2 separate regions of the Mus musculus genome follow, and region 2 is linked to region 1. Evidence: chromatin loops called from intact Hi-C (ENCODE). Cell type or tissue: heart. All regions are shown on one strand. Links, peaks and the distances in the headings refer to the core of each region. The heading gives the core; the rest is flanking DNA.

The links. A loop is a pair of places that touch in the nucleus more often than their neighbours do. Peaks named below come from ENCODE experiments on the same cell type or tissue, not always from the same donor. Only the 100,000 strongest peaks of a DNase experiment are listed, where the experiment ranks them.
Region 2: a loop joins it to region 1, with 4 times the contacts of the local background. A loop is called at or near these places in 35 of 42 quality-filtered maps.

Annotation. Positions count from the first base shown.
Region 1 is chr4:14,821,055-14,833,094 of GRCm38, reverse strand. It overlaps Otud6b (OTU domain containing 6B), which reads left to right and starts at 6,682. Exons shown (of 7, transcript NM_152812.4): 1 at 6,682-6,804; 2 at 7,442-7,596; 3 at 10,323-10,403. The coding sequence starts at 6,723. In heart, for the core only: CTCF peaks have their summits at 5,628 (motif pointing right) and 6,599; a DNase peak (open chromatin) is centred at 6,524; H3K4me3 peaks cover 1,890 bases; H3K27ac peaks cover 1,558 bases.
Region 2 is chr4:14,916,430-14,928,469 of GRCm38, reverse strand. No RefSeq gene overlaps it. Among named protein-coding and RNA genes, the nearest start is that of Gm11837, 8.2 kb to the left of the region's middle. In heart, for the core only: a CTCF peak has its summit at 6,285 (motif pointing right); a DNase peak (open chromatin) is centred at 6,299.

The sequences.
Region 1 (12,040 bases), core at 2,285-10,284:
CTGAGTGTTCAGAAGTCTTTCAGTCTCAGGTTATTATCTGGCTGTGGGTCTCTGTATTTGTTCTTATCTACTGCAGAAGGATGCTTCTCTGATGATGGCTGGGCATCGTCCTGAGCTATGAGTACAAAAGAATGTCATTAGGAGTCATTTTATGGTTTATTGTCTTTTAAAACAATAGTATTTGGCTTTACTCTATATCCCTGAATTATTGGTCACTCAAGTAGTATACAAATTTCATTTCATAGAGTGGGTCTTAAGTCAAATCAGATATTGGTTGGTTACTCCCATAAGCTTTGTGCCAAGATTGCACTAGCATATTTTACAGGCAGGATACCATTATCAATTAAAGGTGTTGGAGCTGGTTTGACTTTTACATTTCACTTTTGGAATGTGCAGAGTACCTTCAGGTACCAAGAACACTAGCCTGTAGAAGTGGTGGCTCTAGAGAGGCAGCAGCTCGACTTCTCTATGTTCAGTAAGTAAGTGTAGTCTTCAGCAATGGGGACTTGCCATCAGTTTATGCAGAGCAACCAATAGTTTCAAGAATAGCCTGGTTGTTTGGGGATTTCCTTGGACTTCTTTGGCCAATTACCCAATTTGATTTAATTATATATATAATGATTTGATTTAATTATATATATAATGATTTGATTTAATTAATTTTATATATATATATATATATAAAACCACCAAATGAAACTTTGAGTATTTGGAGATGTGTGTGTGTGTGTGTGTGTGTGTGTGTGTGTGTGGCAAGAGATGTCCAGTTGGGGCTCTGTCTCCTCTGTTATTTGTTGTATTAGTCAGGGTTCTCTAGAGTCACAGAACTTATGTGTAGTCTCTATATAGTAAGGGAATTTATTGATGATTTACCGTCTGTAGTCAAACACTCCAACAATGGTTAGCAGCAGCTGTGAATGGAAGTCCAAGGATCTAGCAGTTACTCAGTCCCACACAGCAAGCAGGTGAAGAAGAGAGAATCTTCCTTCTTCCAATGTCCTTATGTAAGTCTCCAGCTGAAGCTGTTTCCCAGATTAAAGGTGTGTGCCTCTTGTTTCGTCCCAGATAACCTTGAACTCAGATCTCCCTGTCTTAATCTTCTGGGATTCATAACCACTATGCCCCAAGATCTCCATGCTAAGATCCAAGTCAGAAACGTGTATCTCCCAGCCTCCAGATTAGTAGCTTTCCAATTCGGGATCGTAGTTCATTCCAGATATAATCAAGTTGACAACCAGGAATAGCCACTACATTTGGCTATTTCTTTTAGATCCCCTTAGTATGTGTATATATTTTAGGAAGTTTCTACTGTGTTAGCTTTCCATACTACATTTCAAGCGATCCTTAATTTTAGCTGTCTCTTCTCCTATTTCCCTTCTCACTCCTCCTCCTTCCCCCCCCCAACTCCATCCTCCCATTCCAGTTCCTCCTCCGTTCTCCACCCATTACTATCTATTCTACTTCCTTTTCCTAGGCATAGCTAACTGCCCTCCCTAGTCTTTTACTCTGGGCCTTCTCTGTGTGGTTCTAAGGATTGAAGCTTGGCTAACAATGACTTAACAGCTAATATCCACATATAACAAATACAGCCATATTTGTCTTTCTGGTCTGGGTTAACTCACTGTGGATGATATATTTTGTAGTTCCATTTATTTACCAACCTCCCTGGATAGTGTGGCTGTTGGGTTCCCAGGGAATCTCAATGTAGCATCTTATAAATACCTTAAAGATTAAAGAGTTAGAATAGTAGCTATACAAGACTAGAGTATAGAGATTGTCTGAAGAAGTATGTATTAAGAACAGTATTAACTAGACAAGTGATTATACATAAAGTTGGTAGTTTAAAATGGCATAATCTTCATTCTCGGTAATTTGTAATGTGTTGTTAAAAATTAAATACTGTAGTTTTCTGCTTGTTTTTATGGGATAAATGTAATAAAATTGGAATTGTTTTGTTTTATTTTCTCTCTTTCTCCAGTGCTTTCATTCTTACACCTATTTACCATGTTACTTGAAATAAAGCCCACTAATGACCCAATTTCAGTCTGGGTAAAAAGCTACCAGTGAAGTAACCTTATGAGAACTCTTAGGATTTCCAAAATTTGGTACTACAATATTACTTTTATAATATAAGTTGAAGGATTTTTTTCAACAAAATGAAATTAGAGCATCACATGATACGCTACACAGAGAATAAGAGCCAGACATGAAAATTGTATTACTCAGTGCCTTAGCCTTAGTATTGTACTTTCTCCAAAAAAGAAGTAACTATTACAAGAAGAAATGGTGTTGTTATTCAACAGTAATCCCTTATTTCTCATTAGCTCTTTGCTACAATTCACTATGCTCTGGATTATGTGATCTAATGAATTCTGACTCATCACTTAAAATCTCCCAAGATCTTGGGTTTCTTTTTAAATCTTGGTTTTACAACAATCCCTTTTTTTTCCTAAGTGTTATAGTACAGATGAAAGACACCAACAAGCCTTGAAATAGCAGGGTTTTGCTATTCATTATCTGGTGCTAAGCCAATTAACATTCTGAGCCTCATTTTCGTGGCTAGTGGTTACAGAGTATAGATCCTTGTCATTACTTTACTTTCAAGCTTTGTACTAATTGGAAGCATCATCCACATGTGATCCTGAAAGAAAACAATCCTAGGTTTAATTCAAACAATACCTGCATCTTAACAATAATTTCTTGCTGATTGACTTCATGCTAATACAAAGGTGGCACCATCTTTAGGAGAGATCACTAGAGAATATTAACAACCCTCACTGTATTACTGCAGCTTATATTCTAACTACTGGAAATGTTTCTATTTATCCACATAGGACAAATGAAATGATTAGTCATAAATATAATCTATCAATAAAAGCATACACATACTTACACACCAGCCTTCAGATAAGAGAGTTTACCTGTTGAGCCATCGTACCATCCTCGGTTTGTTCTTAAAGAGATATTTCTCATGTTCTCATGACCATGCCCACAAACAACATAACATGAAGCAGGTAGGAAGCAGTGTGGAGCCCATAAACTTGGGAATTTCAATGGCCTTCACCCCAACTGACTACCTCTGTCCTTTCCTGCTAACAATTCGTCTGACAAAGCATTATATATATATTTCCCTAACTATGTATGCCTCTAAGTACATTACCACATGGCAAGAATAAAAAAGCATTTATTTATTCAATATACTGAATGTCAAGATCTTGAAATTAGAAATATATAAACTGAAAGATTTTAGACTCATTTGCATTCAGTTTTATTATCCTCTATGTTAGCATTCCTTCTAGGCTATGTCCCAGTTACCTGGCAACAGCAAGGTATGCCTGACTCACTATAAAAGAGGCTGTTTGCCCCCTCTTCTCTCTCTTATGCTCTTATTCTCTGTCCCTTCTCTCCTTGACCCTTCTCCCTCTCTCCCCATCCCAGTCCCCCTCCATTTAATCCTGCTCGGCCTTGGGAAGGGATGCCCCAGCATGGGCCCACAGAGGCATCCCTTCTACCTCAAGATACCTGGCTCTATCAAACATACTCTTGCTTCCTCTTTTTTTTTTAATAAAATACAATACTATATAAATTGATCCAAGCGTCATTCCTTTAAATAGTTTTCATACCATTAAAAATTTCATGTGATTTTTCCTCACTTTAGCCATTTCAGTTGGTGTTATTGATTGGTTGTGTTATAACACCTGCTATGACCTGCCCCCAGCATAGTTGTAGTCATTTTGTTTCATGTCTGGCAGCTATTTTACATTGTTGCTGTAATATGCCTGCCAGTCATTGACATATAGAAGTGACTTGGCTCAGTGCATGGACATACTGACCACATACCCTGTTTTGTTCTTCATGTTGTGAATATTCTGTGAGAGGTTTGCCAATCTTAAGAAATTTCACAAAGCCTTTTGTAGGACCTATGAAATCAGAGGTCAGTATAAACTGTTATGTCTAAAATAGCTTGAGATAGAGCTGGCCACTGGGAAGGACTTCTTGCACCTGTGTATGAACTCATTGTGTTTTTTTGTGATTTTTTTCCTTTATAAGCTGACAGAGAAAGATGTCCATTGTCATCATTCTGAATCATGTCCCTGTTCTGACCAATAATACGGTGTGTATTCAATAAACCATCCCTATCTGACTGAGATTAGTGTTCATGTGGTTTGTGGAGCGCCTTTTAGACCACAACATCATTAAGCAAAAAAATTCAGAGAAAGTTCTTTACTGACTTATTTTCTTAACCCTTAATATTTAAGAATTCCTTCCAGTTGCTGTATTAATTAGTTTTCTGTTGTTGTAATGAAATATTACAATGAGGCCAACTTACAAAATAAACAACTTATTTGGCATATTTGGTTTTCACAGGATTAGAGTCCATGATGGTAGAGTGGAAACAAGATGGTGAGAGCTGAGTCTAAGGACTTATGCCTCCAATCACAGGATGGAATCAGAAAAACAACAAAACATCACTAACAACCCCAAGAAAACTGGGCTGACACATTTTTGGAATCAAAAGCCCATCCCCAATGACATACTTTCCTCAGCAATGCAATACCTTATGCTCCGACCCACATAGCACCACCAACTGGGGACCGCGTCTTCAAATATCTGAGCCTTTGGGGGTACATTCTTATTCAAACCAACTTCCACTTCCTGGCCCTATAGCCTGATGTCCACATCATAATGCAAAATGTATTTAGTCTAACTCCAGAAATTTCCAGTCTCTAAGCCTGGCAGGGTATACAGCTCTCATATAAAAATTACATTTCTCTGTGATTTTATTGCACTGCTTTTTGGCTTTTTAGAGTTGCAAGAAAAGTATCTTAGGTCATAACTGGATTTCTTAGTCTAGATACTTGTATAACACTCGCCCACAACATTGAAATTAAACAAAACAAAACAGGATATGTGTAGTTGTTCTTTTCTCTTCACCAAAATTAATTTAAATGTATCCCTGTAGTGACTATTCCTGGATGTCATCTTGACTATATCTGGAATGAAAAACAATCCAGAATTGGAAGGCTCACCTATGATCCTAATCTGGAGGCTGGGAGATGCAAGTTTCTGACCTAGATCTTGGCATGGAGCTCTTGAGGCATAGTGGCTATGAATCCCAGAAGATTAAGATAGGGAGATCTCTGAGTTCAAGGTCATCTGGGATTAAAGGCGTGGTGGAACACACCTTTAATCTGCACCACACCTTCTGAAGACTTCCATAAGTATGTTGGAAGAAGGAAGATTTACTCTGTCTTCTTCACCTGCCTACCTTGTGGGACTGAGCAACTGCTAGATCCTTGGACTTCCATTCACAGCTGCTGCTCACCATTGTTGGGGAGTTTGGGCTACAGACCGCAAGTCATCAATAAATTCCCTTGCTATATAGAGACTTTCCATAGGTTCTGTGACTCTAGAGAACCCTGACTAATACAACCCCTTACAGGTTTATACAGTTGTAGGTGCAGTTCATTATTCATCTCTGGAAATAAGTTTTCAATTATTTCCAGAAATATTATTTCAACTTCATTTGTTTTGTTCTGTCTCAGGCATTTATATATAAAAAAGAATATGTTTGTCTATCTATTTTTTTTAAGATCTATTTATTTATTATATGAAAGTACATTGTAGCTGTCTTCAGACACTCCAGAAGAGGGCATCATATTTCGCTATGGATGGTTGTGAGCCACCATGTGGTTGCTAGGATTTGAACTCGGGACCTTCAGAAGAGCAGTTGGCGCTCTTATCCACTGAGCCATCTCGCCAGCCCCTGTCTATCGACTTTTGAGACAGGGTCTCACCTATGTAACTCTCTGGACATCCTGGAACTCCCTATGTAGACAGGCTGGCCTCAAACTCACAGAGATCTGCCTGCCTGCCTCCTAAGTGCTGGGATTAAAGGCCTACACAACCACAATCAGCCCTAAATAGAGATTTTTTTTTTTTTTTAAATTTTACTGGACCAACACTCTGAGTCTTCCACTCCTGCCACCATTCCGTGAGCATTCTTGTTTGCCTTTGCTAATTTGTTTTTGTGGCACACGAGTTACATTTGTTAAATCTTGCCTCAAATCTTCAAAACACCCTGACATCACTGTTAATCGTTTTACAACTGAATTTAGCAAATGGACTTTACTAAGCTTAGTCCTTTTTTATCTCTTTCATCACTTATTTCAAGAGTAGGCATTCCTTACTTAGCGTTTCCCCTTTTACCACATTGTAAAAAAACAAAAAACAAACCATTCCCTAGTGTATGACTAATATAACGTAAAGATCCTCATTGAAAACAAACCACGCTTTTATTAAAATTAAAAAAAAAATCTTTTCAACATGTTTTGGCAAAGAGGACAACTACGGAGCGTTCTAAAGCACAAATTGAAAGCTGTGCGAAAGAACGTCCGTGATGTCATCTCCGTGCGCCCCGTCAGGGCCAATCGCCTGGCGCGTAGCTTTGTGCTGCGGTTGCTCCAGCGCCGGGCGCGTCCTTAATCGCACAATCCCAGCTTCCGGCGCGCCGCCCAGAGCGGTCCGAGCGCGCAGGCGCCCTAGCCCATGTCGGCGTCTCCCGGTTTCAGTGGTTAGACCTGGATCCGGAGCCGCCTTGAGGCGGGGCTGGGCCTTCCCGGCGGCCAATGGCGCCCCGGGTGAGGGTTGAGGAGTGGGAGGTGCTGGCCCTCCTGAGGTGCGGATCTCCTTCAGCGCGGGTGCCGGGCCGCCTGGTCGTCATGGAGGAGGTCGTGGCTGAAGAGCTCGATGATGAGGAGCAGCTGGTGAGAAGGCATCGGAAGGAGAAGAAGGAGCTGCAAGGTGACGGGAAAGGGGCTGGGAATGTAAGAGGCGTCCACACCCAAGGCTGGGAGCGTGGAGTGTGTCCTCTGGTACCTGGACGGGCACACGTCCTGGATCCGTCTAGGCTTTCCCTCAGATAACTTTTGATCAGTCTTCTCCAGCTTTCCCCATTCCCTCGACCCCCTTATTTGCAGTCCCCGGAGATGTCCCCGTGTGCGACCTGCCGTGGACCCCTAGCGGGTCCGGTGCACGTGCTGCTGCTGAGTGATGTGCCTGGAGACCAAAGTCTTGGACCTCCTCTTCCTCCCTTCCCATTCCTGCCCCCGATCCCGACGCCTGGCCTTAGTGGTGTGGTCTGAATTGCTTCTCCTTGGCTTGTCGGTCACAGAGAAAGATATTTAAAAGGCAGAAGTTTTACCTTAGTATAGTTTTTTAACCTTGGTTTTGCCCTGTCAAACCAAACAAATTCGAGATTGTGTTTACGTTGGGTCGCAAGCCTCATCCGGACCTTTCTCCGTAGCTGATTGTTGTGTCATGATTAATTGCTTCTATAATTACTTTACATTCTATAATTGTACCTCTTCCCACCCTCTTAACTGCTTTTCGCTTTTTGGTCCGGGGGCTCTGACACGGCTGTTTTGATGACTTTTTTTAGCCAAAATTCAGGGAATGAAGAACGCTGTTCCCAAAAACGACAAAAAGAGGAGGAAGCAGCTCACGGAAGATGTTGCTAAATTGGAAAGAGAAATGGAGCAAAAACACAGGGAAGAACTGGAGCAATTGAAGCAATTGACTTTCAAGGACAGTAAGGTATGGGGAGCGAAGCTTGTCTCTGAGCCCGAGCAAACAGCTGTCTGAGTGTGTTGAACTGCTTATTGAATACGGTCTCAAAATTCTGAAATCGAGTCATACAGTCACACATCACATTTCCTCGACATTAGTTTTTTTAGACAGAGTGCCTTGTAGTCTAGGCTGTCACCCATGTGGATTTGGAGCAGAGGCTAAACCTTGAACTTTAACTTCAGATCCTACTGGTGTGACTTCACAAGTGCTGGGATTACAGGCATGCACCACCACACCTAGCTGTACATTTCTTTAGTATTTTTGTGACCAGGTTTATGGGCAGATTTTCTTTTTTTAAATGGAAGAACAGCAAAAAAGTGCCTACTTCCTTAACCTAATAACCATGTAAAGTATAAGTTATTGCCAGATAAGGTTTGCCTTGAGTGAAAGTTGGCAGCCGAGACTGCTCGTCAGGAACTCCTGATGAATGAGATTGTAACCTCGGCAAAGCTTCTTAATCAACCCTAGAATAAATTTCTCCACATGGGACAATAAATATGAAATTATAGTTAAGTAGAGAAAGCTGTCCTGAAACTCACTCTGTAGACCAGAAATCCGCCGGCCTCTGCCTCCCGAGTGCTGGGATCAAAGGTGTGCGCCACCATGCCCGGCTCCATGCATCTGCTTGGTGTTTACCATTCTGCCTAATGTGTATACCAGCTACTTTGTTCAAAGGATATAGTTGTCAGTAACACTGTAAGGTAATAGCCATGAAGTAATGTAGATAATCACACGAGTCCAGTAGGAAACCAGCTTAAAGAGATTAAGAATTTTGTCCCGAAGTCATAATAGTTCTTGAGGTGACAAACACTAGAATTCAAAACCAAACTCATAGTTATACCCTGATATAATTTAGTAATTTGTTGCCTGGTTTTTGGCTATGAAGGGTCATATAGTCTACAACCTCAGTTACCTCAGTTAACTGTTGATAGGAACTTCCTTTTTTTTTTTTTTTAAGATTTATGTATATGAGTACACCCTTGTTCTCTTCAGACACACTAGAAGAGGGCATCAGATCCCATTACAGATGTGAGCCACCATGTGGTTGCTGGGAATTGAACTCAGGACCTCTGGAAGAGCAGCCAGTGCTCTTAACTGCTGAGCCATCTCTCCAGCCCAGATAGGAATTTTCTTAGTTTTGTGCAAGATCTCGTCTTCTCGTCTTCTGTAAGTTTGGATTCATTTTTGTTCTGTTGACAAAGGAACAGTTTCTGTGTATCCATTTACACAGAGTACCAAGTATAGTGTCAAAGTCTTCGGTTTCCTTTCTTAGTCACCATGTTCCTGGCCTTTCTTACTGTTAAAATACTTTTCTCTCTAGCCTAGCATGGTGATACATGCTTGTAGTCCCAGCACGCAGGAGGTACTCATGGAGGTTGTGAGTTTGAGGCCAGCCTGAGCTTCATAGTAAGACCCTATCTCAAAACCCAACAGTAGCAGCAGAAAAGAAAGTGACAAGAAAACTTTTATCGTGGCTGCCAGTGTGGCTCACTAGGTAAGGTGCTTGATTTTTAACCTGATCACCTGAGTTCTATCCCTGGAACCCAGGGAACTAAATGGAAGAAAGAGAAAACTGCCTCAAACAAGTTATCCTGACTTCTATGCCTCCATGTGCTCTTATGGCATGTATGCACATGTGCACATATTCTCTCCCCCCCTCCCCCCCCACCCATACACACGCAGATACACACACATACACAACAAGGTGTGCTGTTGTGTTTAGACATGTGCTGTTAGCATTGTGCTAATTTTGTGTTTCTAGTTGCCTTCCTGTGTTTTCTAGTAGCTAGGTGTTCTTTTAGGCCTTCAATGTCAAGATTTCCTTCATAGATTTCCAAAGACAAAGAAAAGTTTGGTTCACAGTTCTTTGTCACCTGCAATGATGCAAATTCTACAGGTTGAAACTGTTCTCTTTGTCATTAATTAAACTTATTGGCCTCTCCCCAAATTCTTCTGTTCTTTGTTAATATGGCTGATAGTTTTATCAGAATTGGAAGAAAAAAAAAAGAAAAATAAGATTCATAGAGTTGATGAAGTCTCAGAAGTTTTAATAGTTTATCACCTGGGATATAGTCTTTGGAGACTTCTGTGTCTCTTTTGGGTTGTTTTATATATTTACCATACTAAAAACTAGCTTGACTTTCAGTTATACTAATGGTAACTAAATAGCAATAATAACTGTCTTTGTAATTATTACTGATGTTACCAATTTGTAGCTAGGCAAAGATAGAAATTGCTCAGTTGTTCTAACCTGAAGAATTAGTTAGTGCTCATTAAGTTTTGCCTAATTAGCATGGGGTCGTGACTTGTCAGCTGTAGGATATGAAGGTAGTAATGAGCACAAGGGATTTTATATGGGAGCATTCTCGGACGGGAAGGCTGTCCTTGCATGAAAGGAAGGTATTTAGAGTAATAGAGTAGGTTCAGGAAGGACAGAAGGCGTGCAGAGATGAGCCTAGTGTTGGGAGAGCTGTGATTTTACAGATTCATGGAAGGAGAGAAAGATGGCAAAGGATGCTATTTAAGCCTATGTCTAATGTTACTGCTCAAACGGGGAGAAAAGGATTGGATACATAACTTTTCAGTAACAATTTAGTAGCCTAACACTTTCAATAAATTAAAACATTTTTTGTTGATTTTTTTTTATTCCTTCTCTTTTTTTTTTCTTTTTATTAATGTTTTTGTTCTTTCAGATAGATTCTGTTGCTGTTAACATTTCAAACTTGGTACTTGAGAATCAACCACCTCGGATTTCAAAAGCACAAAAGAGACGGGTATGAAAATCATATCACCATGTATATAAGCTAGTGCTGTTGTGTGCTAATATTTTCGAAGGTATTATATAAGAAATGAATAGGAAAAAACTGGAGTTCCTTGTCAGGGGGCTTGTTCTTACCATATGTCAGATAATAGTCTAAGCTACTTACATTGAAATCTCATGTAGTCCCAACAGTAATCTTGTGAAGAGGATTTTATTTCCTGGCCTTTATTGAAATTAATAGGTATAAGAAATAAAAAGCAAGATATCTAGTTTGCAATTCTTATAGAAATCAGGGAGGCTAAGGACTGTTTTTTCTTCAACAAATGTTTTATTGTAGACTTAATTTAAAAATTTCAAAGAGTGGGATCATAAGACTGATGCAAAACCCTGTTTATAAATGAGTGTCAGGGAGAAGTGAAGACTTGAACTTAGAAGTACAAGAAAACACACAGAGACCCAGAGCTCTCAGAAAATTATGTTGGTATTTATATAATGTTATATAAAATATAATATATCTACACACATATGTATATACACACACATAGATATATACACACACACACATATATATATATATAAATAGTTAACATTAAAAATGCAGAGAAGGGAACTTGATAAGGATGTGTTATAATTTGAAGGAAAGATAAATGTTTTGTCAAGATATTGTACCCTGGAGAAATAATGTAGCAAAAATGAATGTGGAATCAGATAGAGCATTAGATTAATTGGAATTAATGTGTTAATGATCTTAGCATACTGAAATTGGCAGGAGGCGGTAAGTCTTTCCACCTTAGAAAAGGAAGTTTAAAATTCAGCATTTTGGTTCTGAATGCTATTTTACTAATTGTTCATGGTTTCTAAGCTCTAAGTGCATAGTTCAGAGTTTTTGGTACATAGTAGTGCATGGAAGGTCAGTGTCTGACAGAGTGGGTCAGACAGGGCCTTAGGCTGCTCCCCAGCCCCAGGCATGGTTTGAATTTCATGTACTCTCATGACTTACCATTCAGTTTTAATAATAGGTGAGGAAAAATAATATCTATGAGGACTATCATGGGTATTAAGTAATAATCTGTCCAGAACCATAAATACAAGGCCTGGAGAACTGAAGTGTCAACAAATACTTATATTTACCATGCTAAGTATCATATTCCCTTTACAAAGGCCTAAGACAGTCTCCTTTTATATGACAGCTAAGTTGCAAATAATCAAATATTTATTATATTGTATGAATTTTACTCTTGACTAATATTGCCATTGTGATTTCAAAGAACCATTTAGTGTGCTTGCTGTCTTGAAGGGCTACCTATGATAGCCATTCTTTTGTCATGGTCCCGCAGCTGTCACCTTGCTTCTATACATCAGCAGGTGTTTCTGTGCCAGGGGTATAATTTTAAAAATTTATTGATACTTATTAATTACAGCATCTAATGGTAGCCTATTTAATTCTAAAAACTAAGCTACTGTGTACCTAGACCTGTCTTTTATAAAAAATGTGTTACTTCTTTCCTATCTGAATTTAATACATTTTCCAACTAAACCCTGAGAAATTAGTATGATTTATAGTTGACTGCTTATCACTTGGCAGAGAAAATAATTCCCAGATTACTTTGTTAATCTAGTGGGCTTTTGGAGTAGAGAACACTAAGTGTT
Region 2 (12,040 bases), core at 1,687-9,686, 96 kb before region 1:
TATGAGAGGTAGGCTTGGGAACAGAAATGAGTTAAGCTGAGACTTACATAGATGAGACTATAATGGCATGTTTAGTTTGTAATATCAAAAGTTATACAGAAAATGTACACTAGTACAATATAGCATACGCATACACATATTTCATAAGCATTATAAATTGGAGAATTAAGAAAAATAGAGCAGTTTAAGAAACTTTAAGAAAAACTTGCACATTTCCAAAGAAAGCCACTGTACCTGAATCACTGAAAATTCAGGGCAATAACAAATTTTACTCATTTAATTGAAGTTCTTTTTTCCCTAATTTGAAGGCTAAAGCACATCTAACCAGAAGGGAACAAGACCCATGAGCTGACAAGTAGAGTGTGGTATAGGTAGTGGAAGTGTTCCTATGAAATCAAAGAATTACAAAGAAAGACACTGTTGGAGGGTCAGAGGTTAAAAAAAAGAAAGGCCCATAAAAGGCCCTGGAGGAAAAGTAAGGTCTGAGAGAATGTTCAAGCATAAAATAATGTTTTATCCATTAGAAAGTTATACTCATAGAAATACAAATGGATATATATTTAATTATTATATATTGTATATAATTATGTAATATATATCACACACATATAAATGAAACAGGAATCGATATGAATAACAGCAATTCAATCCTACAGAAGCATAAAATACAAATGATTGCTTTGTTGTGGCACATTAAATAAAGATGAAAGATCTTTTATTCTTTTATACCAAAATGCATTAAAGGATTTAAGGCTCAATGTGATCATCTGGAAAGTGGAAGGGTGGGGAAGAAATTGGGGAGATGGTAGGAAGGACCCAAAGTAAGACAGATGTTTTTTACAGACACCCAAGTGATGCTTAAGAAACCTTTGTACAAACAAGTGTGTTCCTGAAAGAAAGTGCATGTGGCTAAGAGCAAGCACGGACAGATGCAGAGGGCATGAGGAGGCATGAGGAGTTAGAAACTATTGACTTGGGCACTGCGGTGAACATAAAAATAAAGCTTTCTGGTTTCTCTGAGGAGGCACAGGACTCGGGAATAAAGGGAAAGGAAGATCTAAAACTGAAAAGGACAGATGTCCCAGCAGAAGCAAAGAGCTGTGAGTCTAGAGCCCAGATTCTCAAGATGTGCGCTGGAACCCATTCGTCACCCAGCTAACTGTGGGGGCTGAAAACAGTTGGCAACAGCAAGTGCAAATTGAATGCATGATGACCAAAAATTCTTTCACAATGAAATACTATCTGAGGCGTGTCTGGTAGTACTCACCCGTGGTGAATGGTTAGCTCTACCGTAGCGTCGGTTCTGAGCACAGCGTGTGTACACGGCACTCTGCAGGCCATAAAGGCACACATGTCAATGATCTAGACTGCTGTGTGCTTTGGGTTCTTGTTCTTTTACTGCACAGAAACGTTTTCTGCTGTGGGGGACTGGAGAGACGGTTCAGCAATTAACATGTACTGCTCTTGCAGAAGACCTGGGTTCAGTTCCCAGTACACCCACAGCCACAGCAGGCAATTCACAATTGCCTGTAGCTCCAGCTTCATGTCTGATACTTTTTGGTCTTGCCAAACATGAGCTCTCAGATACACAAACCAACACATAAACACATCCCCATAAAAGTAATATTAAAGTTTTCTGCTCTTATGTATACAATAGCTAGGGAGCATGCATAAAATAAATGTATTTTAATTATATTGCATTATAATTTTTATTTTACATTTTGAGTTGCTGGATAGAGTTGTATAGAACATTATTCACAGGCTGCTGAGGTGACTTAATGAACAGAAAGCACTTATTTTTTAAGCATAAGTGCCTAAATTTAGATCTTTGGGAGTCACATAGAAGCCAGGAGTTGCCAAGTGCTCCTTTAACCCCTACACTGGGGCACTGGGCAGGGGAGGGTGTAGAAAGATTGCTGCCATTGGTGGCCAGCCAGCTTAGACAAAAAATACAAATTCCATGTTCAGTGAGAGACCCTGTTTCAAACGGATAAGGTAGAGAGTAAGAGAGCAAGATGCTTGACACCATTCTGTGTCTTGGTGTGGACCAGTGCACACACCTGCACACACACATACAACACACACAAGCCAATACTTTGTCTTCATAGTAGGACAAAATTGGCAAGTTTTGAAATGACTCTTAGTATATTTCTGCCATGCTGTACTATGTAATTCTGCAAGCCAGCATTCTGTTGTCAGTATTGACAATAATGGAGTCAAATATGATCGACTAGAAATGGTGATGTTCTGGTGGGAGAAGGGAGGGGAAAAGGGGAACATGATCAGGTATTGGGGGGCCAGGAGTAAGACCCTGAAGGCCAGCAGAATGAATGGAAATATGCAACCTTGGGAGGTGGGGGACCCTCTAGAATGTACCAGAGACCTGGGAAGTGAGAGATTCTCAGGACTCAAAGGCAGTTGATGAAATGTCCAACAGTGGGGAGAGGGAACTTGTAGAGTCCATCTCCAGTAGAAATATAGGGCATCAAGTAGAGGGATGGGTTGCCATCCCATAGGCAAAAACTCTGACCCAGAATTGTTCCTGTCTAAAAGAACTGCAGGGACAAAAATGGAAAAAAAAAAAAAACAGACTGAGGAAAAGGTGGTCCAGTGACCAGCCCAATTTGGGATCCATTTCAAGGGGAGGCTCCAAGGCTTGACACTGTTATTAATGCTATGGTGTGCTTACAGACAGGAGCCTAGCTGCCCCCCCAAGAGGCCCAACAAGCAGCTGACTGAGACAAATGCAGATACTTACACCCAACCAATGGACTGAAGTCAGGACCCCTATGGTTAAATGAGGAAAAGGCTGGAAGAAGCTGAGGAGGAGGGCAACCCCATAGAAAGACCAGCAGTCTCAATTATCCTGGACTGCGAGATCTCTCAGATTCTGAGCCACCAACCAGGCAGCATACACGAGCTGGTACGAGGCCCCTGACACATGTACAGCAGAGGATTGCCTGATCTGGCTTCAGTAAGAGAAGATGCGCCTAACCCTCAAGAGACTTGAGGCCTCAGGGAGTGGGGAGACCTTGGGGTGGGGGGAATGTTGAGGACATCCTTTTGGAGATGGGGGAGGAGGAATAGGATGAGGAACTGCTGGAGGGAGGATCAGGAGGGGGATAACAGCTGGACTGCAAAAAAGATTAAAGATAATTTTTTTAAAAAGAAAGAAAAGAAAATGTTGATGTTCTGTGGCATGCATTATCAAACATTCAAGTTTTAAATTTTATGTAAAACAAGCACATCCATCTCATTAATGTGAAAATCACTCCCTCACTAATAAATGGTAAATTTTTATGTGTTTTAAAATAAAATTCTTCATGTTTTACGTCAGTAAATGTTTTATTTGTGAATTTACTCTATATACCTATAGAGTCAGTATCATGAACATTTCTCAGGAGAAAAGGATTCATAAGCAGAAAACCTTTCAGTGGTTCTGGTCTCGACTGCAATACGACTAAAGCATTCACGTTGACAGTTAACTCGGTATCATGTGACAAGAATGGAAACCACAGTCTGACATCCCCATTGACTGTGAAGATGTGAACAGAGACTTGTGGATGACAGGCAGGCGGTAGGCAGAGAGGGAGCTACATATAATGAATAAAGCAAGCGTGACTGAAGAGACCAGAAGAAAAGCATCACATGGGCTTCTGTCACGCATGCCCTGTTACAAAAGGCTTCAGTCTGAAAAGTCTCCAAGATCGCTCAGATGCCCAACACCTAAGCCAAAGACGTACTTGGTATGGAAATACCAGACATCCCAAGGTTTTAAGAACATGTTATTGATACACTAGGGAGCTGTGGATAGTTTTAATATTTTTACTTGTGTATGTTCACTTGCACATGCATGCTCACACAGGCATGTGGGTGCTCTCAAGGGCAGAAAAGAGTGCTCATGAGTTGTTCAACATGGGTGAGCAAACCTGTGTACTGAAACAGGTTCCAGGCCTTTGGAAGAGTTAGTACTCTTAGCCACTAAGCCTTCTTTCTAATTCATTTCCATAGTTTAAATCCAAACATTTGAACAGGAATAGGGCACTCAAAGTGTTCAAAAAAAAATTCAACGTTAGCAGAGTCTGTTAGAAAGCTACCTCAGAGCCCGGCGTGGTGGCGCACGCCTTTAATCCCAGCACTTGGGAGGCAGAGGCAGGCGGATTTCTGAGTTCGAGGCCAGCCTGGTCTACAAAGGGAGTTCCAGGACAGCCAGGTCTATACAGAGAAACCCTGTCTCGAAAAACCAAAAAAATAAAGAAAGCTACCTCAGCCAAAGCTTGACAAAACAGGGCTGCAGTAGATCAAAACTCTACCTGCAAAAGTGGCAAATGATGTCAGCGTTTGGAGGCTGATTATGGGATGGATCCCTGGGTATGGCAGTCTCTAGATGGTCCATCCTTTCGTCTCAGCTCCAAACTTTGTCTCTGTAACTCCTTCCGTGGGTGTTTTGCTCCCAATTCTAAGAAGGGGCATAGTGTCCACATTTTGGTCTTCATTCTTCTTGAGTTTCATGTGTTTTGCAGATTGTATCTTGTATCTTGAGTATTCTAAGTTTCTGGGCTAATATCCACTTATCAGTGAGTACATATCATGTGAGTTCCCAGGGCCTAGCAAATATAGAAGTGGATGCTCAGTCAACTATTGGATGGGTCACAGGGTCCCCAATGGAGGAGCTAGAGAAAGTACCCAAGGAGCTAAAGGGGTCTGCAACCCTATAGGTAGAACAACAATATGAACTAACCAGTAACACCCCCCCCCCCACCAGAGCTCATGTTTCTAGCTGCATATGTATCAGAAAATGGCCTAGTTGGCCATCATTGGAAAGAGAGGCCCATCGGTCTTGCAAACTTTATATGCCTCAGTACAGGGGAACGCCAGGGCCAAGAAGTGGGAGGGGGAGGGGAGGAGGGAGGGTATGGGGGTACTTTTGGGATAGCATTGGAAATGTAAATGAAGAAAATACCTAATTAAAAAAAAAGAAAAAAAAGTGGCAAATGATACACCCTCCATAGGACACGTCATTAGCTGCATCTGACACAGTACTGTCTAGAGCATTTCAATTCAAGTGGCGCACATTTAGCAAAATATAAACAGGATAAAACTTAAATGTCTAAGTCAGCATGTAAAATTAACTGAAGACATTTACAGACTTGTTTTTAAGCATGTTGGGCTCTTCCATAACTATTTTAAGTACCATTACAAAAAAAATAAATTCAGTTATATTGTTTAAGGCTCAATCCATGTCAGTTTTCTCATACCTAACAATATTTCCACTCAGTCTTCCTACTATTTAGTTATTAAAAGAAAATATGTTAAATAAATTAAATAATTTATATTTGATGTGGTTGTATATTTCAATACATTTTTGAGCTTTATTATGTTGGAAAAGCTTTCAATTAACATTCCCATTAATTTCGATAAAAAGAGGACATAAGACCCAAAGTCATTAACTAAAATGTGAAGTGCAGTAAAATCTCATACAGTAGAAGGGAGGTGAGCTTTGAAAACTGCTGTCATTTAGTGGTCTTCACCAACTTACCCTCTTCAGAATCTCATGGGTGTGGTGGACATTTAATGTGTGCATACATGAACACACATACATATACACAAACACACACACACATATGAATATATATTCACGTATGGGGAGGGGGGTCAATCTGGTACACAGTATTTTAAACAGACACATATCAGAATCACCTAGCAGTGATTGCTTTGTAGAGTGATTTAAAATCAGCCTTGGAAGGACTCCGGGAGAGCATGTCCGTGCTCTCTGTAAAACAGAAAGGAGCACGTTTCCCTCCTTACCTCCTGTAAATGCACAGCATGTTTTGAGGCATTAGAACAGTAAGCACTTGCCTGTGTCATTGTTAAATTCTTTTCTTTTCTCCTAAAATAACAGATATGTTCACAAAAGATTCTCAGAAGAACCTAATCAGAGCTGGTGAGATGACTCGGTGGGTAGAAGTGCTTGCTGCACAAGTTAGATCTCAGGAGCCGAGCCACAGAATCATGAGGAGCAGTACTGACTCCCAAAGTTGTCCTCTGACCCCACCACATGCATCATGACACATGAACGAACACACAGACACACACACACACACAGAGACACACACAGACACACAGACACACAGACACACACACACACACACACACACACACATCCCAATAATAAAATACTTTTTAAAAGAAAATGTCTAGTCAAAAGTTCATTTTCCCCTCTAAAGCAAATGGGACCTTTAGCACTTTGAGCAGCAGGGGGCGATCGAGTCCTTTGTTTGTGCATTAGGCACTAGGAGGCGGTCTTTCTGCAAACATGCCAGCCCCAGGCTCACTGGGCACTGAGACATGCTGCACACAGAAAAAAGAAGTGATAATATAGGGCATACGGTCTCACAATTTAGAACTGATGGCAAATTTGTGGTGATTTAAGACCAAGCTTTAATATGTATAAAAATCTAAATGAAAGTATGGTATGTGTGTTCATATCATACTTACTGACTTGTAAGTGCAAATTTTGAAATTTTCAACTATTAATGTAGTTAAAAATGTTTTTTTTAATTTTTTATTAGGTATTTAGCTCATTTACATTTCCAATGCTATATATACCAAAAGTCCCCCATACCCACCCACCCCTACTCCCCTACCCACCCACTCCCCCTTTTTGGCCCTGGCATTCCTTTTTTTTTTTTTTTTTTTTAAGATTTATTTATTTATTATATGTAAGTACACTGTAGCTGTCTTCAGACATTCCAGAAGAGGGCATCAGATCTCATTATAGATGGTTGTGAGCCACCATGTGGTTGCTGGGATTTGAACTCCTGACCTTCGGAAGAGCAGTCCGGTGCTCTTACCCACTGAGCCATCTCACCAGCCCCCTTAAAAATGTTTAAATCAGTCTCTCATCATCCAGAGGAAAACTTTTTTTATTTTTTCCTTAGTGTTTAGAGTTTAGACATATACTTTCCCTAAAGGAGATCAAAAAACAAGGATTGTATTGTTTATGCTGTGACTAGGTTCAAACGATAAACAATTTATATTTTTATTCATTTATATTTTATTGTTAAAAATAAAAAACAGGAGCTGGCTCAGCAGGAAAGAGCACTGACTGCTTAACTGAAGGTCCTGAGTTCAAATCCCAGCAACCACATGGTGGCTCACAACCACCCGTAATGAGATCTGACGCTCTCTTCTCGTGTGTCTTAAGACTGCTACAGTGTACTTTTTATAATAATAAATAAATCTTTGGGGCAGAGCGAGCAGGGACTGAGCAAGCAGAGTTGACTGGAGCGAGCAGGGTCGACCAGAGGGAGCAGGGTTGACCAGAGCAAGACAAGTTCCTAAAATTCAATTCCCAACAACCACATGAAGGCTCACAGCCATCTGTACAGCTACAGTGTACTCATATACACAAAATAAAATTTAAAAAATATTTAAAAATAAAATAAAATAAAAATAAATTTAAAAATTATTAAAATAAATTTAAAATATCATTTAAAAAAGATATTTATATTTTGTTTCATGTTATTTATTTATTTATTTGTTTGTTTGTTATTTTTGACAGGTTCTCACCATGTATCCCAGGCTGGCCTGGATTTGCTATATACACCAGGCTGGCACAAAGTTCACAGTCCACCTGCCTCTGCTTCCCAAGTGCTGGGATTAAAGTTGTGTGCCACCACACTTGGCTTATTTCTCCTCTTAGGAACTGCTTCTTCATGTCTTGAGACCCTTCTTGCATCTCAGAGATAGATTCAACTATTTTGAAAAATACCTTCACCAATTTGTCTTTTGCTTTTACTTGTAAATATTTTCATGCACTATTTTTGGATGGGTGTGTCTTTGTTTTGATCACTTCCCATACCAGTCTTTTACATGTTTTGCTTTTAGGTACTATTTGGATTTTTTTTTCATTAACCTTAGATTATAATATGTACCTAAATATTGTAGTTCAAAATACCAAGTATTGCTCTTGCCCTGCTGCACCTGCAGAGGCCACACTGCAGCTGGGACACTGGCTGCAGGGAACCCAGGAGAGAACCATCCAGCTCAGGGAAGGTCCAGACAGGGCCTCCATCCAGCTCAGGAAAGGTCCAGGCAGGGCCTCCAAGCGCAAGTAAAGGCAAAGTCCCCTTAAAGCACACCCAACTGTGGTAAACTGCACCCTGTTCCCTGCACTCCACTTTCCAGCCGATGACTGTACCAGGAACACCAGATAAGAACCCTGCCCCCAACGCCATCCACGCCTCTCATCCCCTGTCTGCCAAATTCCCGTAAAAACACACCCAACAGTTTTTACACAGTCCCCTGCACTCCACAGCTCTACCCGGTTTTTCGGAAGCCCACAGGTACGAGGAACACCAAGCAAGACCCCACCCCAAGCCTTTGGCCACAAAGTCCCGTTAATACACACCCAACAGACTTAAACGGCACCCCATCCCCTGGATTTTATTTTCCAGTCCACAACTCCATGTGCTTTCCTGGAGGCCACTCTGGCACCTGAGACTCCAGGCCACACTGGTATTAGGTACCCCAGAGGCAAGGGCAGCATCCAAAATCCTAGAGGACACACCTTCCTGGACCTGAAAACTCACTAGCCACTAGAACTCCAGGCCAAAAGAGAGAGAGGAAATAGAACCTAAGGAGGGAGGGGGTGTCCAAAAACCACCCATCCAACAAGGATAAACTCAGAAATCAGCCTCTGAACTTATACTCTTCAAATTACTCCACAAAATAAAAACAAAAGGAACACTGTCAAATTCCTTTTATGAAGCCACACAAAGGCTCGTCCAAGAAAGAGAATTTCAGACCGATATCCTTATGAACATTGATGCAAAAATACTTGCAAACTGAATCCAATAACCCATCAAAAACATCATCCACCATGATCAAGTTGGCTTTATCCTAGAAGTGGAGGGATGGTTCAACATACAGAAATCGATCAATGTAATCTACCATATAAACAAACTGAAAGAACAAAACCACATGATCATCTCATTAGATGCTGAAAAGCCTTTAACAAAAATCCAACACCCTTTTATGATATAAGTCTGGGAGAGATCAGGAATACAAGGCATATATCTAAACACAATTAAGGCAATACACATTAAGCTGATACCCAGCTTCAAAATAAATGGACAGAAACTTAAAGCAATTCCACTAAAATCAAGGACTAGACAAAACTGGCACTCTATCTGTACCTATTCAATATAGTACTTGAAGTTTTAGCTAGGACGCAAAAGTGAGCCCCAAAATTCTACCAGAGAACTCCTCTATCTGATTAAAAAAAAAAAAAAAAAAAAAAACAAACCTTCAGCAAAGGGGCTGGATATAAAATTAATCAAAAAAAAAAAAAAAAAAAAAAAAGGCAGTAGCCCTCCAATATACAACTGGTAAATGGGCTAAGGAAGAAATTAGTGAAACAACACCCTTCACAATAGCCAGAAATAATATAAGATATCTTGGTGTAACTCTAACCAAGCAAGTGAAAGACCTATATGACAGGAACTTCAAATCTTTGAAGAAAGAAACTAAAGAAGATAAAGAAGATGGAAAGATCTCCCATACTCATGGATCCATAAGATTAACATAGTAAAACTGGCCATCCTACCAAAAGCAATCTACAGATTCAACACAAGTCCCATCAAAATTCCAACAGAATTCTTTACAAACATTGAAAGAACAGTACTCGACTTCATGTGAAATAAACAAAACAAAACAAAAGGCCAGAACAGCTAAAACAATCCTGTACAATAAAAGAACTTCTGGTAGTGTCACCATTCCCGATTTCAAGCTGTACTACAGAACAAATGCAGACAAGTTCAGTGGAATAGAAATGAAGAACCAGGAGCAAATCCACACACCTACAGACACTTTGACAAAGAACCAAAATTATACAATAGGAAAAAAGAAAGCAAATGGTGCTGGTCTAACTGGATGGTTGCGTGTAGAAGAATGCAAATAGATCCATGCCTGTCACCCTACACAAAACTCAAGTCCAAGTGGATCAAAGACCTCAACTTGAAACCAGATACACTAAATCTAAAGGAACAGAACATAGAGAATAGTCTTGAAAGCGTTGGCACAGCAAACAACTTCCTGAACAGAACACCAACAACCCTGGCACGAAGATCAACGATAAATGGGAATTCGTGAAACTGCAAAACTTCTGTAAGGCAAAAGACAGCATCAAAGGAAAAAACGGCAGCCTACAGAATGGGAAAGATTTTCAACAACTCCGCACATGACAGAGGGCTGATATCCAAAATATATAATGAACTCAAAAAATTAGACACCAACAAAATAAATAACCCAATTAAAAATGGGGTACAGATGTAAACAGAGAATTCTCAGCAGAGGAATCTCTTATAGCCAAAAAGCACATAAAGAAATGTTCACCATCCAAAGTCACAAGGAAAATGCAAATCAAAACAACTCTGAGATCCCAACTTACACCTATCAAAATGGCTACGCTCAAAACCTCAAGTAACAGCTCATGCTGTCGAGGATGTTGAAACAAGGGGAACATTCCTCCATTGCTTGTGGGAGTTCAAACATATACAACCACTTTGGAAATCAATTTGGCAGTTTCTCAGAAAATTGGGCATAGTTCCACCTTAAGACCCAACTATGCCACTCCTGGACATATACCCCCCAAATGCTCCACTATCCTACAAGAACACTTGCTCAACTATGTTCATAGCAGCTTTACTCATAATAGCCATAAACTATATACAACCTAGGCAGCTTCAGAATGGATAAAGAAACTGTGGTAAATTCACACGACGGAGTACTACTCAGTTATTAAAAACAACGAAATCATGAAATTTTCAGACAAATGGATGGAACTAGAAAAGATCATCCTGCATGAGGTAACACAGACCCAGAAAGACAAGCATGGTATGTACTCACTTATAAGTAGTTATTAGCCATAAAGTATAGGCTAACCATGCTATAATCCATAGACCCAAAGAGGCTAAGTAACAATGAGGGGCTAAGGCAGGATGCTTGAATCTGAGAAGGGGAAACACATTTGACATCAGAAGTGGAGGGAGGGGACTGGGTCAAGGAATGGTTGGGGGTGGGAATAGGAGGGGTGAGGTGGAGAGGGGATGGAAGGGGAGACTGTAGGGAAAGAAACATCCTAGCTAGAAACCCAGGACAATGGAAATTCCCTGGAATCTATGAGAGTGATCCTAGCTAAGACTCCTGGCAATAGGGGATAAGGGATCTGAACTGGCTATCACCTATAACCAGGCAAGACTCCTAGCATAACTGTCATCTGAGAGGCTTCACCCAGCAACTGATGCAGAGATGTGGATTGCTGTCTCTATGCAGGTGAGGGCAGGCACAAGTTAAGGCTAAAGCCTGTGACTGGACAGTGGGAAAAGAAGGTGGGTTGAGAGTTTGAGAGACAAGTACAGAGACAGAGAGACAGAGAGGCAGACGGAGATGAGGAGACAAGATGGAATCTATAAGAGAGGAAGAGGAACCAGAACCAAGCAGTCCTCGGAGCCATAAGTACTGGGGACTTCTTAGGTGATTAAATAGTAAGTACGGTGTGTTTGTCCCATCTAAGTGTGCAGCTTGTGTTTATAGCAGTTGAGTTTTAAGTTCTTTATGTGGGTGTTTTGTGGTTGAAAATTCACTGATATAAGTCTGACTGATGAATAACAAGCCTCTAGAGTTTCAATTTTGCCAGGTTACAGGGATCAATGACAGCTAACAACCGGATGGATGGCTGGGAATGTGAGCAGGATCTGCCGCAGGAGTAGGAGTAGGGTAGCTGCCACATGGGGACCATGGAAACCCTGGTGGCAGGAACTGTGATAATGAAACATGGAGCCACAATGTAGGTAGCTGGACACCCCCCTCCCATTTAGGTGGCAGATTGGATCCGCCACTGCAGGGTTTAACAGAACAGCTTACAAAATTAGGATGGTAGCTTCTGTGCCCGGCAATTGTGTTACCTGTTGATTCTAAACTAAGATTGTGTGGTGTTTTCCTTCATTCGGTGACTCAACTGGGTTCCAGAGAAAGG